Regions from separate parts of the Homo sapiens genome. Here region 2 is linked to region 1. Evidence: read pairs that join two places in POLR2A ChIA-PET (ENCODE). Cell type or tissue: MCF 10A. All regions are shown on one strand.

The links. Peaks named below come from ENCODE experiments on the same cell type or tissue, not always from the same donor. Only the 100,000 strongest peaks of a DNase experiment are listed, where the experiment ranks them.
Region 2: POLR2A ChIA-PET joins it to region 1 with 5 read pairs; 4 of 35 experiments call an interaction of 5 or more read pairs at or near these places.

What each region holds. Positions count from the first base shown.
Region 1 is chr9:91,203,303-91,211,302 of GRCh38, forward strand. No RefSeq gene overlaps it. Among named protein-coding and RNA genes, the nearest start is that of LINC02937, 44 kb to the left of the region's middle. RefSeq lists an enhancer at 5,115-5,174. In MCF 10A, no CTCF peak of the experiment used is centred here; a DNase peak (open chromatin) is centred at 4,859.
Region 2 is chr9:91,390,654-91,398,653 of GRCh38, forward strand. No RefSeq gene overlaps it. Among named protein-coding and RNA genes, the nearest start is that of NFIL3, 29 kb to the right of the region's middle. In MCF 10A, no CTCF peak of the experiment used is centred here; DNase peaks (open chromatin) are centred at 4,578, 5,378 and 5,648.

The DNA.
Region 1 (8,000 bases):
CAATGACATGAAAAGTTGGTTTTTTGAAAAGATCAGTAAAACTGATAAACCTAGCTAGACTGACCAAGAAACAAAGATAGAAATATTAAAACCAGGAATGAAAAGTTGGGAGTGGGAGTGGGGGGGATTATTATTGACTTTATAGAAATAAAAAAGAATTATAACGGAATACTACAAACAAGTATATGTGAACAAATTAGATAACCTAGATCAAATAGAAAAATTCTTAAAAAGGTACAAACTAGTGAAAGTTCTTCAAAAAGAAATAAAAAATAAGTAGAAAGCTGTAACAAATAAAGAGACTGAGTTAGCAATCAAAGCACTTCCAACAAAGAAAAGATATGATCCACATGATTTTGCTGGTGAATTCTACCAATATATATTTTTTTGTTTTTTTGAGACGGAGTCTTACTCTGTCACCAGGCTGGAGTGCAGTGGTGCAATCTCAGCTCATTGCAACCTCTGCCTCCCTGGTTCAAGCGATTCTCCTGACTCAGCCTCCCAAGTAGCTGGGACTACAGGTGCCTGCCACCATGCCCAGCTAAGTTTTGTATTTTTAGTAGAGGCGGGGTTTCACCATGTTGGCCAGGATGAGCTTGATCTCCTGACCTCGTGATCCGCCCACCTCGGCCTCCCAAAGTACTAGGATTACAGGCGTGAGCCATTGTACCCGGCCTCTATCAACTGTTTACATTAGAATTAGCACCAATCCTACACAAACGCTTCTAAAAATAGAGAAGGAAATGCTTCCTAAATCATTCTATGAAATCAGTATTACCCAGAGACCCAAACCAGTGAAAGACATCACAAGGGAACTGCAGACTAATATTTTTATGAAGACAGACCCCAAAATTCTGAACCAAATGCCAGCAAGCCACATCCAGCAACATAAAAAAAAGAGTATACACCATGACCAAGAGATTTATCCAAGAAATGCAAGTTGGTGCAATATCTGAAAGTTAATCAGTGTGGTAACAATTATCAATAGAAGACAAATCCACCACAACATGCTCCTTTCAATAGATGCAGAAAAGGCATTTTTACAAAATCCAACACCCATAACACCCATTCTTGATTTAAAAAAAAAAACAAACACTCAAGAAAGTACAAATAGAAAGGAATTTTCTCAACCTGATGAAGGGCCTCCATAAAAAAAAAATCCACTGTTCACATTATAAGTAATAGTCAGGAATAAGGTCAGGGATAAGACAAGATGTCTGCTCTTGCCATTTCTATTCAACATTACACTGGAGGTTTTAGCCAGGGAAATAACACAAGAAAAAAATATAAAGGCGTCCAGATTGGAAAGGAACAAGTAAAACTATCTCTTTGCAAATGACAGGATCCTATAGAAACTCCTAAGGAAACCACTAAAAGAAGATTAGAACTAAAAAATCAGTTCAGAGTAAATAACTGTGCTTCTGCCAGACATCAAGATATAAAAATCTGTTGTAATTCTATGAACTAGCAATGAACAATCCAAAAATAAAATCAAGAAAACAATCCCATAGGGACATGGATGAAGCTGGAAACCATCATTCTCAGCAAACTATCGCAAGGACAAAAAACCAAACACCGCATGTTCTCACTCATAGGTGGGAATTGAACAATGAGAACACAGGGACACAGGAAGGGGAACATCACACACTGGGGCCTGTTGCAGGGTGGGGGGAGGGGGGAGGGATAGCATTAGGAGATATACCTAATGTTAAATGACGAGTTAATGGGTGCAGCACACCAACATGGCACATGTATACATATGTAACAAACCTGCACGTTGTGCACATGTACCCTAAAACTTAAAGTATAAAAAAAAAAAGAAAAAACAATCCCATTTACAGTAGCATCAAAAAGAATAAAATACTCTAGCTGGGCATGGTGGCTCATGCCTGTAATCCCAGCACTTTGGGAGGCTGAGGCGGGAGGATCACTTGAGATCAGGAGTTTGAGACCAGTCTGGCCAACATGGTGAAACCCCGTTTCTACTAAAAATACAAAAATTAGCTGGGTGTGGTGGCAAGTGCCTGTAGTCCCAGCTGCTTGGGAGGCTGAGGAAGGAGAATTGCTTGAACCCAGGAGGCAGATGTTGCAGTAAACAGAGATCACATCACTGTACTCCAGCCTGGGTGACAGAGTGAGACTCCATCTCAAAAAAAAAAAAAAAAAAAAAAAGAATAAAATATTCAGGAATAAATCTAACAAAAGAAGTTGAAGACATACAAGACATACAGAGGCAACTACAAAACAGATGAAAGAAATCAATGAACTAAATAGAAAAAAACATTTTATGTTCATAGATAAGACAATATTGTTGAGGGTACATCTGTCCCCAAACTGATCTACAGATTTAACATAATGCCTTTCAAAATCCTAGATGCGTTTTTCGGGGTAGAAATCAACAAGCTAATCCTATAATTCATATGAAAACACAAGGGAACCAGAATAGCCAAAATACTCTTGAAAAAGTTGACAGACTCTCACTTTCTAACTTCAAAACTTACTACAAAGCTCTAGTAATCAAGATAGTGTGGTACTGGCATAGGACAGACAGAAGATCAATGGGGTAAAATTGAGAGTTTGGAAATAAACTCTTACATTTATAGTTAACTTTTTTTTTTTGACAAGGGTACCAAGACAATAAATGGGGGAAAACAGTCTTTTCAACAAATGGTGCTGGAATAGCTGGATATCAATGTGCAAAAGAGTGAAGCTGGATGCTTACCTCACACCATATATAAAAAATTTATCAAAAACATAAATATAAAAGTTAAAACTATAAAACTCTTTGATGAAAACTTTTTATCACCTTGGATCAGGCAGTGGTTTCTTAGATACGACACCAAAAGTACAAGCAATAAAGGAAACAATAAACTGGACTCCACCAGAATAAAAACTTTTATGCTTCCAAGCATACCAACAAGAACATGGAGAAACAACCTACAGAACAGAAAAGATTTGCAAATCATATATCTGTTAAGGGGCTTGTATACAGTATACATAAAGAACATTCACAACTCAATTTTTGTCTGTTTTGCTCAGTTAGAAATGGGCAAAACAGATATATCTCTAAAGACTATATAAATGGCCAACAATTATATGAACATCTGTTCAACATCATTAGGGAATTGCAAATCAAAATCACAATTACAATAAGATACCAGTTCACACTCACTAGATTGGCTATAATCAAAAAGATCAATAACAAATATTGATGAAGATGTGGAAAAATTAGAACCCTATTCATTGCTGGTGGGATTACAAAATGGTACAGCTTGTTGGTTTTGTAGTTTTTCAAAAAGTTAAACATAAAGTTGTCATATGATCCAGTAATTCCATCTGTAGGTATGCCCAAGAGAAATAACATGTACCCACACAAATACTTGTACACACATGTTCATAACAGCATTATTTGTAACAGCCAAAGTGGAAACAATACAAGTATTCATCAATTGATGAGTAGATAACAAAATATGACATATACATACAATGAAGTATTTTCAGTGATAAAAAGGAAAGAAGTACTGAGACACACTACACTGTGGACAAATCTTGAAAATTTTTATGCTAAATGAAAAAAAAACAGATACAAAAGTCTACATATTATATAATTCCATTCATATGAATGTCTCAAATAGGCAAATCCATAGAGACAGAAAGTAGATTAGTGGTTGCCAGGGGCTTGGGGGTGGAGGGAATGGGCAAGGGAGTGACTACTCATGAGTACTAGGCTTGTTGGGAGGCAATGAAAATATTCTGAATTAGCTAGTGGTCATGGCTGTACAACTCTGAATATACTAAAAAACCACTGAATTGTACAATTTAAAGAGTGGCTTTTATGGTATGTGAATTATATCTAGAAAAATAAAATCGCCAAGTTCTATTTTTCCTCAACATTGATTCTAGAGTTCCAAACCCAGAATCCTGATGAGAGGTTATGGAATGGAGTCCAAGAATACAATACCTCTTACAGGTACCAGCAGTTTTGGGAATCCCTGCCCTTGGGTGGGTCTGAGGAATAGACAAGATGAGGTCCCGCTCACAGACATGGCCCCCACTCCACCTCTGCTGCAGGTGACAGAGCACGAGAGGTAGGGCTGGACCAGGGCCGAGATTCGGCTCTTTTCTCTGGTACCATAGCCCCTACGCTGCTCATCACGTTTACATTTGAAGACTAGTTTATCCCCGGGGGAAACTCAAAACAATTTTAAATGTTAGGTATGTCAAGTTTTTCAGGACAGTCAACATATATCTTCCTATCTACACATGCAAGCATTTTTAATACGCATGAAGCACATGTGGGCGTACATAAGCTGCAAGTCTAGGGAAGCAAAGCAAGCACCGAGGGCTTGGAGTTTTGAGGTTACCGAGCCATTCTGAGCCTGGACTAATGAGATCACACCACAACTGAACTCAGAAGTACCAGGGCCATGGATAGTCTAGGATAAACACTCTCTCTGAGTCCTCTCAGAAGAGTGGTTTAGCAATCTCGACTCATACCATGCCTTCCCACAAAGACCAGAGGAAAAGAAAGGAGCTTTTCAGTGTTATTTGCAAGCCAATACTGGTGTTAGGCAAGCATATAACAGAGCCACCGTAGGTATTAAGAACAAATACTCCAATCACATCTTCCAATAATTAGAGTTTCCTTCCACCAAGATGAATGTGAGCTGTCATTTCCTAGCTCTTATGGCGTGTGACACATTTCTTGTACTTACATTTTTAAATAACTCAAATTACAGTCACTCTTACACAAGTTCTAGGCGTCATAAAAAGCATGTTTCAGGAAAGTGTTAATAGACAACTCAAAAGAAATGTTACTCAATGCAGCCGAGGCTATTAGGAGCTCGAACTTCTCTCTCTTGCCAAACAGTTCTTCACTTTCTGTAAACTGCACAAAGGTTTCATTCAACACAGTTTGAAGGCTGAAAGTGAAAGTGACTCAGACTATTTTTGGAAAGGTCAAGAAAGTGCACCTGCCAATTTTCAAATTTCTCTGAAACCTTTTCCTGCAAACATCACCACTAAAGCTACGTAGTCCCTGAGCTGCAACTTGATGATGTGGTGATTTTACTATTTCTCTTGGGAGGTTCAGGTACACACTGTGCCGTGGGTTCATGGGAGACTTTGTTCAGACAGCATTTTACACGACAGTCTGTTTAAATGCTTTAGGGGACCAAAACATCTAAAGGTACCTTGGCAGCAAGATGGGGGAATGAACTGAAGCCTAGGAAGGAAGCCTGGCCTGCCCTTGGCCTGACCACAGCCACCGCAGGGCTAGAGTCCTCCAGTATCTCCTGAGGTGGGGAGCAGGTGGGCCGCTCCATGAAAACCAACTAGATGATGGGAAAATGGACAGCTTTGCTCAGGGCAATCTTCCCACCCTGGCCCCCAAAATTGGTACTATAAACATGGCACTCAAACATGAGAATGATTTCTTAAAATGTTAGAGGAACTAAAACTCCTTAAATTGTAGATTACCTCAAGGGCCAATATAGTTAACCAGACACACCTTAGGCAGATACCTGTTTTCTCTGTCTCTCAAGGCCCAACTCACTAGTGACCAGTATTTGTAAGGAGACCCATCTTTCTCATCTGCTAAATCCATGCCAGTGTTAGAGGCCTGCACCAGTCAGAGTCTGCGCCAGTGCTGGAGGCCTGCAGTCTGCTTTCACTTCACAAAAACCGTCTAAGTTGGAAGAACTGTCCTCTGGTGCCTCTTAACTTCCCGCAGCAATGGCCCTGCCCATGCCTGCCCACTTTCTGCTCTAACACTCCAGAGGCAGTGGGCAGCTTTTGGACCTAGGAGGGTGTAAGTAACTTCCCTGCATAGACTTTAGTCAACATCTCTTGTCTCTGGACAAGCGCAGAGCAACAAGCAGAAGTGGGGAGGTGGGGAGGAGCCCTGCATGGTTTCCCCTCGCCCTGGAAGCCTCTGAAGACCTGTTTCATATTGCAGTTCTACTGGAGGCAGCTACCATGTTTCCCTAGACTTCTCTTTTCCTGAGTGAAGAGCCCAGGTTCTTGTACATGCCTCCAAACCAGCCATGGTTGCGAGACCCACCTTCCCGTCTTCTGAAATATGAAACAAATAAAACACGACCACCACATAAAGCACTTTTATACAGATCACATCCAATGTGACTGGGTCTTCAAAACCATCCTGAACTACTGGATTCTTCTACAAATGAAGAAATGGGCTCAGGGACATGAGGCACTTTGTCCACGGTCTCATCGCTGACTTCGGTGGAGCTGAAACTTGGCCAAAGAGCTCCTGTGTGCTTTACAGAAAACTACAGAGTGAATCTATGACCACCTGAAATTGCAATGCTGAGTACTGAATACAACAATCCAGATGAGTCTGACCAGGGCCAAATAGAGCAACACACCTGTCACCCTTCCCAAAAGCTGTCTGGGACACTCTTGACCCACAGGGAGCACATCTTGCCCCCTTTTTGTTTTTTATTTTATTTTAGAGATGGAGTCTTGCTCTGTCGCCCAGGCTGGAATGCGGTGGCGCGATCTCGGCTCACTGCAAGCTCCACCTCCTGGGTTCACGCCATTCTCCTGCCTCAGCCTCCCGAGTAGCTGGGACTACAGGGGCCCGCCACCATGCCCGGCTAATTTTTGTATTTTTAGTAGAGGCGGGGTTTCACCATGTTAGCCAGGATGGTCTCGATCTCCTGACCTCGTGATCTGCCCACCTCGGCCTCCCAAAGTGCTGGGATTACAGGCCATCTTGCCCCCTTTTTGACAAGCATTGCTATCAAACCATGAGTCTTCACACTTATACTCCAGTTGCTGGTTTTAGGGGGAACTGAGTTGTGAGGACATACACCAATCACTACTAGCATCTTGACAGATCCAAGCATCATTCACATCTACCAAGACTGGCTCCGTGCCCTTGATGGTATAGCCGTTAAACATTGGAACCCAGAACACAGAATGCCCAGCATGAATCCTGCTGCCTCAGTTTCTTAAACTATAAATCAGCAAACCCATTTCATAAGATTTTGGTATTAGGTGTGAAAACGCACAGTGTCTGATAGAGGAGGCGCTGAGTGGGCATTAGCTCTAATTGTTACATTACTTGCCTGTGTCATCAGATCTGCTGATAAGCACACTTTTGGTATCTTTCCAAGTAATGAGAAAATTGTTGACCAAATCAGAGCAAAGGACACTACTCCCTCTTGGTTGACGAAAACACACGTATCAGCAGCCTTCTGTTATGCTGTTTGGCTGTTTTCAAGCTCAACAGTGACAAAAGGGCCAGTAGCCCTGGGTGTAATTCCTGACTCCAGCATGTACATGCCGTGGGGCTGTGGGTAAGTGATCCCTCTATGGTTTTCTCTTCCTCTGTGCCACAGAATAACCAAAGTGCCTATCCTTTCGGGGATGTAGTGTCTGTAAAGCATCTGGTAGGTATGAATGGCTTCATAAATGTTACTCAGTATTACCATAATACCCAGCTCTTATTCACTCATCTTATTTAGAGGGTATTTTCAGTGATCTTGTCAAAATGTTTCCTTAAATCAAAACACCACACAGTACTGTTTCTATATTAGGCCTTTAAAAAGGACCTTACATGTTGGTTCCTAGGAGCTCACTTTGGGGCCCCTGAGGGAACTGCCAGCTCCCGGAAAAGGGGCCATCTCATGTCTTGCCACACAGGCGCGTCTCCTGGGCTGCTCCTGAGCCACATGGGTGCATGTCTTGGTCTGTCCTTGACATCCTTTATTTTCCCCACCAGGTCCCCAGATCTCTCATGCTGCCCTGAGAATTATTTTGGGTTGCTTATTAGGTGCTAACCCTCTAAGGGGTAGCTGAATTTCTGGAGGTCCCAAAGAAGACTGTGAAAATCCAAAGGCAAGCATTTGAAACAGTGATATTTTTGGAGCCTGAGACACAAATACAATTGAACAGAGGATTCAGCCACCTTCCACCTCCCAAAATACCCCAAATCACAATCTGTATCCTGCTTCATTTATGCAGAAAAGTACCTC
Region 2 (8,000 bases), 190 kb after region 1:
GACGGGGTTTCACCATGTTGGCCAGGCTGGTCTTGAACTCCTGGCCTCAAGAGATCCATCCGCCTTGGCCTTCCAAAGTGTTAGGGTTACAGACGTGAGCCACTGAGCCCTGCTTTTTTTTTTTTTTTTTTTTTTTTTTTGAGTAAGACTCTCACTCTGTCACTCAGGTTGGAGTGCAGTGGTGTGATTACAGCACACTGTAACCTCAAACTCAAGCGATTCTTCCACCTTAGCCTACCAAGTAACTGGGAACATAAGTGCACGCCACCACATTGGGTTATTTTATCTTTATTTTTTATTTTTGTAGAGACATGCTTTGTTGCCCAGGCTGGTTTCAAACCCCTGGCTTCAAGTGACTCTTCCACCTTGGCCTCCCAAAGTGCTGGGATTTTTTAAATCCAGCCTAGAATTTTTTTTAATTCAGTCTGCTAATTCATTATGTTTCTTGAGATTTAATTAAATTCTCCTATCATTTGTTTTAAGTCTGACCTAGTATAAGCCCCCCATTTCCTTGATTTGAGCAACAGGACCACAAGAATTACTTCCTGGTTTTGAAGCATACGATCGCTCTGTTGGTTGATCATAGTGATCCTCTTTGTATCCTCCAGGCAGAGGTGGGGGTGCTGTCAAAGACTCCCCAGGGTCAGCTCCCAGAGGTGGGCAGTTGCTACTATAGTCTGATTTCTGCCATAACGTCTGCCTATGCACATTATCAAAGCCCCCACTAACACTGAAGCCATTGCCTTTGGCTCTAGGTTTTTGCTTCTTGTTTTCACTCCTATGGATTTGGTTAGGCCTGCGTTGAGTTTTAACCTGGATTTATTTCCTAAATTCTTGTTTAATGCCTTTTCTACACTAGACTGTGAGTCAGTTTTTCATAGTCTTCCTAGGCTGGAGGTTTTCCTTTAAGTATGGCTTTGATTTCAGAGAGTCTTTCTGCAGTGTGACCTCGTTTTCCTGTTAATTTAGTTGGGATTCATCCCATACTCATCACCAACTTGACATTACCAGCCAAGTAGTTGCAGAGGTCACAGAACAGAAAGTCTCACCGGACAAGTTAAACTCTTCCAGGCACTTAATGTATTAAGTCAATTTAAAACACACACGGAGATGCAAGGGAAAAGAAATACGGTTAGTTAGCAGACTTAGTGTAGGGTGTGAGCAGGATGAAGGGCCAGGCTCTCTGAATCCTGGTACATGACAGTGTTCATGTGGTGTGTCTGTCATTTGTCTCTGTCTCATCAGCTGTCCCTATAGATGATGTTATAAGGACTAGTGTTGAGGTTTGAGCCAGGGTGCCCAACCATAGGAGGTGCCTGGCACCAAGGCGGCAAGGATGCCTGGCCACTTGACAGCTTGTCAATTAGCCTGCTGAGCAGATAAGGGTTTTATTTGCTTTTCTTAGACAGAGAACAGGTAGGGCCAGAAAGGGTGTCACTGATGGGTGGTTGAATTCAAACCTCATGAATATGTATTGCCTCAAGTGCCTCCTGTATATTTAGAGTAATATATGTTGGGTATCTCTCAGTCCATTCTCTCACGCTTTGCTTGCTAACAACTTTTCTTTATCTAACGTATCTTGAGAATTTTGTGGATGTCTTCCAAGCTACATACTTACTACTCATCTATACTTCTATCTTAAGTTTCTTCCTTTCCATTTTTTTCCTTCCATAGCAGAATTGAATATTAACAAACACCACCAAAACATGCACGTAATGCTATGCATTTTATACTCTACTACCCCAACCTGTTGAGCAACGGGACTAGGGAGGGAGACAAAGCCAACATTCATTTATGTGTTATCTCAGGTTCTCTTCTATTACTTTTATTACTAACACCACTATTAGCAAACATGGCTTTCCATCTGCAGGCCAAATGAGCCTGCCAATACCAGGTTCTAGAATAAGATCTACTTGCTTGATCACTGGTAGAACTGGACAACTGCTGTAGCTGATAAACTGTTTGCTTCCTCATCTTTGTGGGGAGCTGGTGCCCTAAGACTCAAGGCACAGAGGAGCAGAGAATGCATGCTTCCCCAGATAGGTAGACCCCAGAGGGAGATGGAAAGGAAAGGGGCTAGGCCACAAGGCCTAGAAAAGGAAACAAAAAAATAGTTGCAAGCATTTGATCACATCGGAATATGAACATATGTGATAATTTTCTGAAGACAAGAAATTATTAAAGCCAGAAAAACAACATTTAAATTAAGCATAGTAGTAAGTAAATTTAGCTTCTTAAAAATGAGAGACTTGTGCTTCAAGTGACTCAAGAAATCAGTATACTCATGCCTGTAATTGCAGCACTTTGCTGCAGGCCGAGGCGAGTGGATCACCTGAGATCAGGAGTTCAAGACCAGCCTAGCCAACATGGTGAAACCCGTCTCTGCTAAAAATACAAAAATTAGCTGGGTGTGGTGGTGGGCTCCTGTAATCCAAGCTACTCAGGAGGCTGAGGTAGGAGAATCACTTGAACCCGGGAGGCAGAGGTTGCAGTGAGCTGAGATTGCGCCACTGCACTCCAGCCTAGCAACAGAATAAGGCTCCTTCTCAAAAAAAAAAAAAAGAAAATAAATCAGTATAAAGCTACAAACAGAGGACAGCATCTTAGAGGTTGACTCTTGTGAGTTAAGAGTTCACTGTGCGGTTGTATAGATTTATACACACACACACACACACACACACACACACACACAAGACAGAGGAATTGATTTAGCATAGGAATTGGCTCACGTAATTATGGAGGCCCAAGGAGTCCCACAATTTGTTGTCTGCAAGCTGGAGACTCGGGAAAGCCAGTGATGTAAATCAGTTTGAGTTTGAAGGCCTGAGAATCAGGAACAGTGAAGTGACGGTGTCAGTCTCGGAGTCCAAATGCCGGAGAACCCAGAGTGCTGATGTCTGAGGCCAGGAGAAGATGGATGTCCTAGCTCAAATGGAAGAGATCAAATTCGCCCCTCCTCTGCCCTTTTGCTCTGTGTGGGCCCTTAACAAATTGGATGATGCCCACTCACACTGGGAAGAGCTACCCTCTTTACTCAGTCTACCAATTCAAATGGTAATCTTTTCCAGAAACACTCTTACAAATACACCCGGAAATAATGCTTTACCAGCATCTGGGTGTCCTTTAAGTCCAGTCAAGTCGATACCTAAAATTAACCATCATGGCGGCCAACCGACTAAGTCTGCATGAGGAGGTAGTAGAGCCCTGGGGCTCACCGGCAAGTAAGAGGCACATTGCTTGCCTCCTCCACCGCCATCGAAATGTGTTGATTATATGTAACTTTGAGCTGTTAAATGTAATTCCACTGCAATTACATCATGAAACTGAGACAGTATGATGGGTTACTGACAAAAGTAAAATGGGTGTGAAAATGCCTCCATATGGAGACTCCATATGTGCATATGTTTTTTGTGTAGGTTTGCATATATAAGCACTTTTAATATGGAAAAATACACATTAAACCACTTCACATTGGTCATCTTGGGGGGATCAGATTGGGGAAGGGGAAGTTTTAAATTTTTCTTTCTATACTTCTATATTATATTTCTTTTATATTTTTATAACGTTAAAAATATCGTAAAAACCTCCTTCTCCACTTGAGTCATGTTCGAATGAAATCCCACTTACCAAGTCTGAACCGTCTTGGCGCACCATTATTAACTGAATGGTGCTTTGCATTTCTGAATGGCCTACTGTTGGAAAAAAAATCGGGAACCCTAACAACCGGCTGGATTTGAGGAATGGATAGAGCAGGTAGGAGGTACCTTACCTTTATTAAAATGCCACAAACACTTATTGTGTAAAGTTAAATAAGTCACTATTAAGAGCTGAATTGTCTTCCTCAAAATTTGTAAGTGGAAGTCCTAACACCTGGTACTTCAGAATGCGACTATATTTGGAGACAGGGTCTTTAAAGAGGCAATTGAGTTAAAATGAGGTCAGTAGGGTGGGCCTTCACCCAATCTGACAGGTGTCTTTATAAAAAGAGAGAGTTAGAGGACACAGACACACACAGAAGACCATGTGAAGATGCAGGGAGAAGACGTCATCTATCTGCAAGCCAAGGAGAGAGGCTTCAGAAGGAGCCAACCCTGCCAACACCTTATCTTAAACTTCTAGCCTCCAGAACTACAAGAAAATAGATTTTTTGTTGTTTAAGCCTCCAGACTGTGGGACTTTGTTACAGCAGCTCTAGAAAACCAAAAGAGCCACAAATACTCATATATAGTATGTCTTCATTCTAATGGTACATTAAAAAAAAGATTACTGCCTCATATTGATGTTTAACCATGTGTTTGATGTTCCTGCTTTTTAACTTTTAAAGATTCTTTTATAATTCCTTGCATTTTACCCTCAGAATAATCCAATGCATTCAGAGAAATCAGGTATTCTTATTTTACAAGTGAAGAAACTGAGGCACAGAAGGATTAAGTGACTTGACCAAAGTCTTCTAGCAAGTGGTCTCCTGAACCGACAGCCTTTCTATGTACCACATTCAACCTATCAAATGGAGTATTTCACAATAACTGTCTCTGCTGGTGCTTATTTCCACATAGGTCACATTCATTCAGCAAACATATTGAGCAACTAGTTTGTGTCTGTCTTTCTTAGGAGTTGAGGAGACAATGACGGAGAGGACACAGTCCTGCTTTTGAGGAGCACATGGTCTAGGTGTGTTGACAGACACATGAACAACATTTTATATAATGTGAGAAACACTATAATCACAGCATGAGTACGGCATTGTAGGGACACCACTGAGAATGTCTTTACAGATGTGGTAGAAACTGAGTGGGTCTTGAAGAATTCAAAGGAGTTTGTCAGACAGGGATGGGGATTCCCAATGGAAGAAGCTTCATGTGCAGAGGCCCAGAGTTGTGCAAGGTGGGAACAAGGACGCTGAGGATGGAAAAGAGATTGGAGTGTGGCAGTGCAGGGAGGGGGAGATTTCATACTTGTCTACTAAAAACGTTAGATACCTTTAGCTTTATGACAAACTCACTGTTTTGTGGTTCTTCATTTTTCACTAGTTTCACCAAGACAGACTTTTTTGGGGGCCGTTCCTATAGATCTTACTTCTCACATTTTAATGAGTATGATGTATCACCTGGGGATTTTGTTAGAGTGCAGATTCTGATTCTGAGAGGGGCCTGCTAGTCTGCATTTCTAGAAGATTCCATGTCAGATTCTCGCTGCTGGAGCCTGGACCACACTTTGAATAGCAAAGCTTAGTCTGTAAAGTAAGAAATCAGAAGATTGGGTTGACCACATTTGTATTTTAGGAAGTTAAACCAGACAAACATGTGTAAAACTGGTTGTAAGCGACTTGCTGCTGCAAGTCACAAAACAAAAGTTCTGCGGATATGTATCCTGTGGGTTATGACTCATTTCAGGAATTCCTCAAATGGCAAGAATACCTCAAAGATTCATGAAATATGCATTATTTGAATGTACTATGTATGTTTCTTCCTAATTTAATACTTTAGTCCTAGTATAGAAGTGGAATTTTAGTAGAATTCTTATAAGTAAGTAGTATGTTTCAATTACAGGATATCTACAGCAAAAAATAAAATGACTTAAAAATAATACAAATAAAACCAGCAGTAGTTGACTTGGTGCCATCTTTTCTCAGGAACGTGAGTAATGACTGGGTCCCATACATGGAGAACAGATTGCTCCACGCAAGGCCTATTAGAAGTTAACACCAAAGCAGATGTTCTTGAAGCTACTGTTACCATTATAGATGCAAATCCAGACAAGCTGTTCCCATTTTATAGGAAAAAAAATGTAATAATAAATTACCATACTTACCTTAATGGCTTAATAAGAATTCATTAGTGAGCATTCATAAAAGAGGATAAGAAGTTTAAAAATGTACTGCTTAAAATAATTAATACTTTTATCACATCAGAAGCCTAAGACATAGTAAGCAATAGCAGATGGTAATTTTAATATCTTACAAATATCATGAAGGCTGCTGGAACCCAAGGTAGAAAACTGCAAAATACAATGACTTTGGGGTCAGTTGTAATTATAAAGAAGCTCAAAGGTCAGAGACCAGATGGAATCCCTCTCAAGTTTAATCCAGAGATGTTTCTCACAAAGAATTTAATAGGTGATTGCTTTCCCTCAAAGCCTATTTGAATGCTAGCCCTGAAAGAATTTACAAATTTTAAAGGGGGAACTTGGCCGGGCACGGTAGCTCACACCTGTAATCCCAGCACTTTGGGAGGCCTAGGAGAGTGGGTCGCCTGAGGTCAGGAGTTCGGGACCAGCCTGGTCAACATAGTGAAACCCCGTCTCTACTAAAAATACAAAAAAAAAAAAAATTAGCCTGGTGTAGTGGCACATGCTTGTAATCCCAGCTACTCAGGATGCTGAGGCAGGAGAATTCGCTTGAACCTGAGAGGCGGCGGTTGCAGTGAGCCAAGATCACACCATTGCACTCCAGTCTGGGCAACACAAGCGAAACTCCGTCTCAAAAAATTATAAAATAAAATAAAATACAGGGGGATCTTATATTCTTTGGCCTTATATTCTATAAGGAGCTTTCTGGTGCCTTGAATCAACACAATTCCTGATGGATTCAAAGCCAAACTTTATGTAGTTTCCCATTGCCTCATTAAACTGCTCAGTGGTAGAAGCTTTTTCCTGTCCACTGGAAGAACACTAAGGCAGGCTATGACTTTCCTTGTTCATTTTTAGGTAATAAACAAGTCTTAGGCATGTTATAAGACAAACATAGCCTCAATTTTAAAATATAGTGCAGGTGTCAAAAATAGTTCAAAACTGGAAACCATCTATAAGGCTATCTTAGCCATTAAAATCCAAGCTGGTGAGAAGAAATAGGGAGAAGAAGAAATAGAGATGTGTGTATATTTTTAACATTTGGAAACATCTAAAAGCTTTAAACTGGGATGTCAAAATGTGCCTTACCTTTTTTTTTTTTTGTAAAAACCCAATTAGCTGATCAAGTATATGAAAAGCTGCCATTCCTCTACCTCCAATCCCTCCTCATACAAAGCAGTGGTCTTTACTGGGGTCCAAGGATGATGCCCAGTATGTTTACAAAATTATCCTTTGTGATGCAGGGAGAATATTGGAATTATTTTTCATATTTATTTGTCTGAAAATGAGATACATTAAGCTTTAATAATATTTATTTTATTTATTCCTGTTTTTGAGACAGTTCTCGCTCTGTCACCCAGGCTGGAGTGCAGCGGCTCACTGCAACCTCCGCCTCCTGGGTTCAAGCAATTCTCGTGCTTCAGCCACCTAAGTAGCTGGGATTATAGGTGTGTACCACCACACCCAGCTAATTTTTGTATTTTTAGTAGAGATAGGGTTTCAAACTTCTGGCCTCAAGTGATCTGCCCACCTTGGCCTCCCAAAGTGCTAGGATTATAGGCATGAGCCACCCCACTCAGCAAGGTTTATTAATATTTAATATTCTAACTGACTTTAGTACCTGCACTTTCTCATCGAATAGAAGGATGGGTGGATGGATGGATAAAAAGATAGGTAGATAGATAGATAGATGTATGATGTATGTATGGGTAGATAAGTAAATAGATAACAGCTAGATGGATGAGTTAATGGGTGGATAGACAGATGATAGATGGATGATAGATGGTTGATAGATAGGGAGGAAAGTAGATAATAGATACATAGATAGATGTACTTTTTTCTTTTCTTTTCTTTTCTTCCTTTTTTCTTTTTTTTTTTTAATAGCTAGGACTGTGGGATAAACAAAAGTTGGAAACCACTGGTCTAAAATACTAGGACATTTTTGTTTTGCATTTCCAGAATCTGGCAAGGTACTACTTAATTTATTCAAGTTGTTTTCAAGGGGTACCATTTAAGAGGGCTGATTTTTAGATGGAAAGAACAGTAATGCCAGTAGTACACAGATATTATCTAACCTAGAAAATGATTGTCTTGAAAAGGTAGTCCTAATTTTCTTGTATCAGAATTTACTTTGAATAATGCTACAGGAAAAG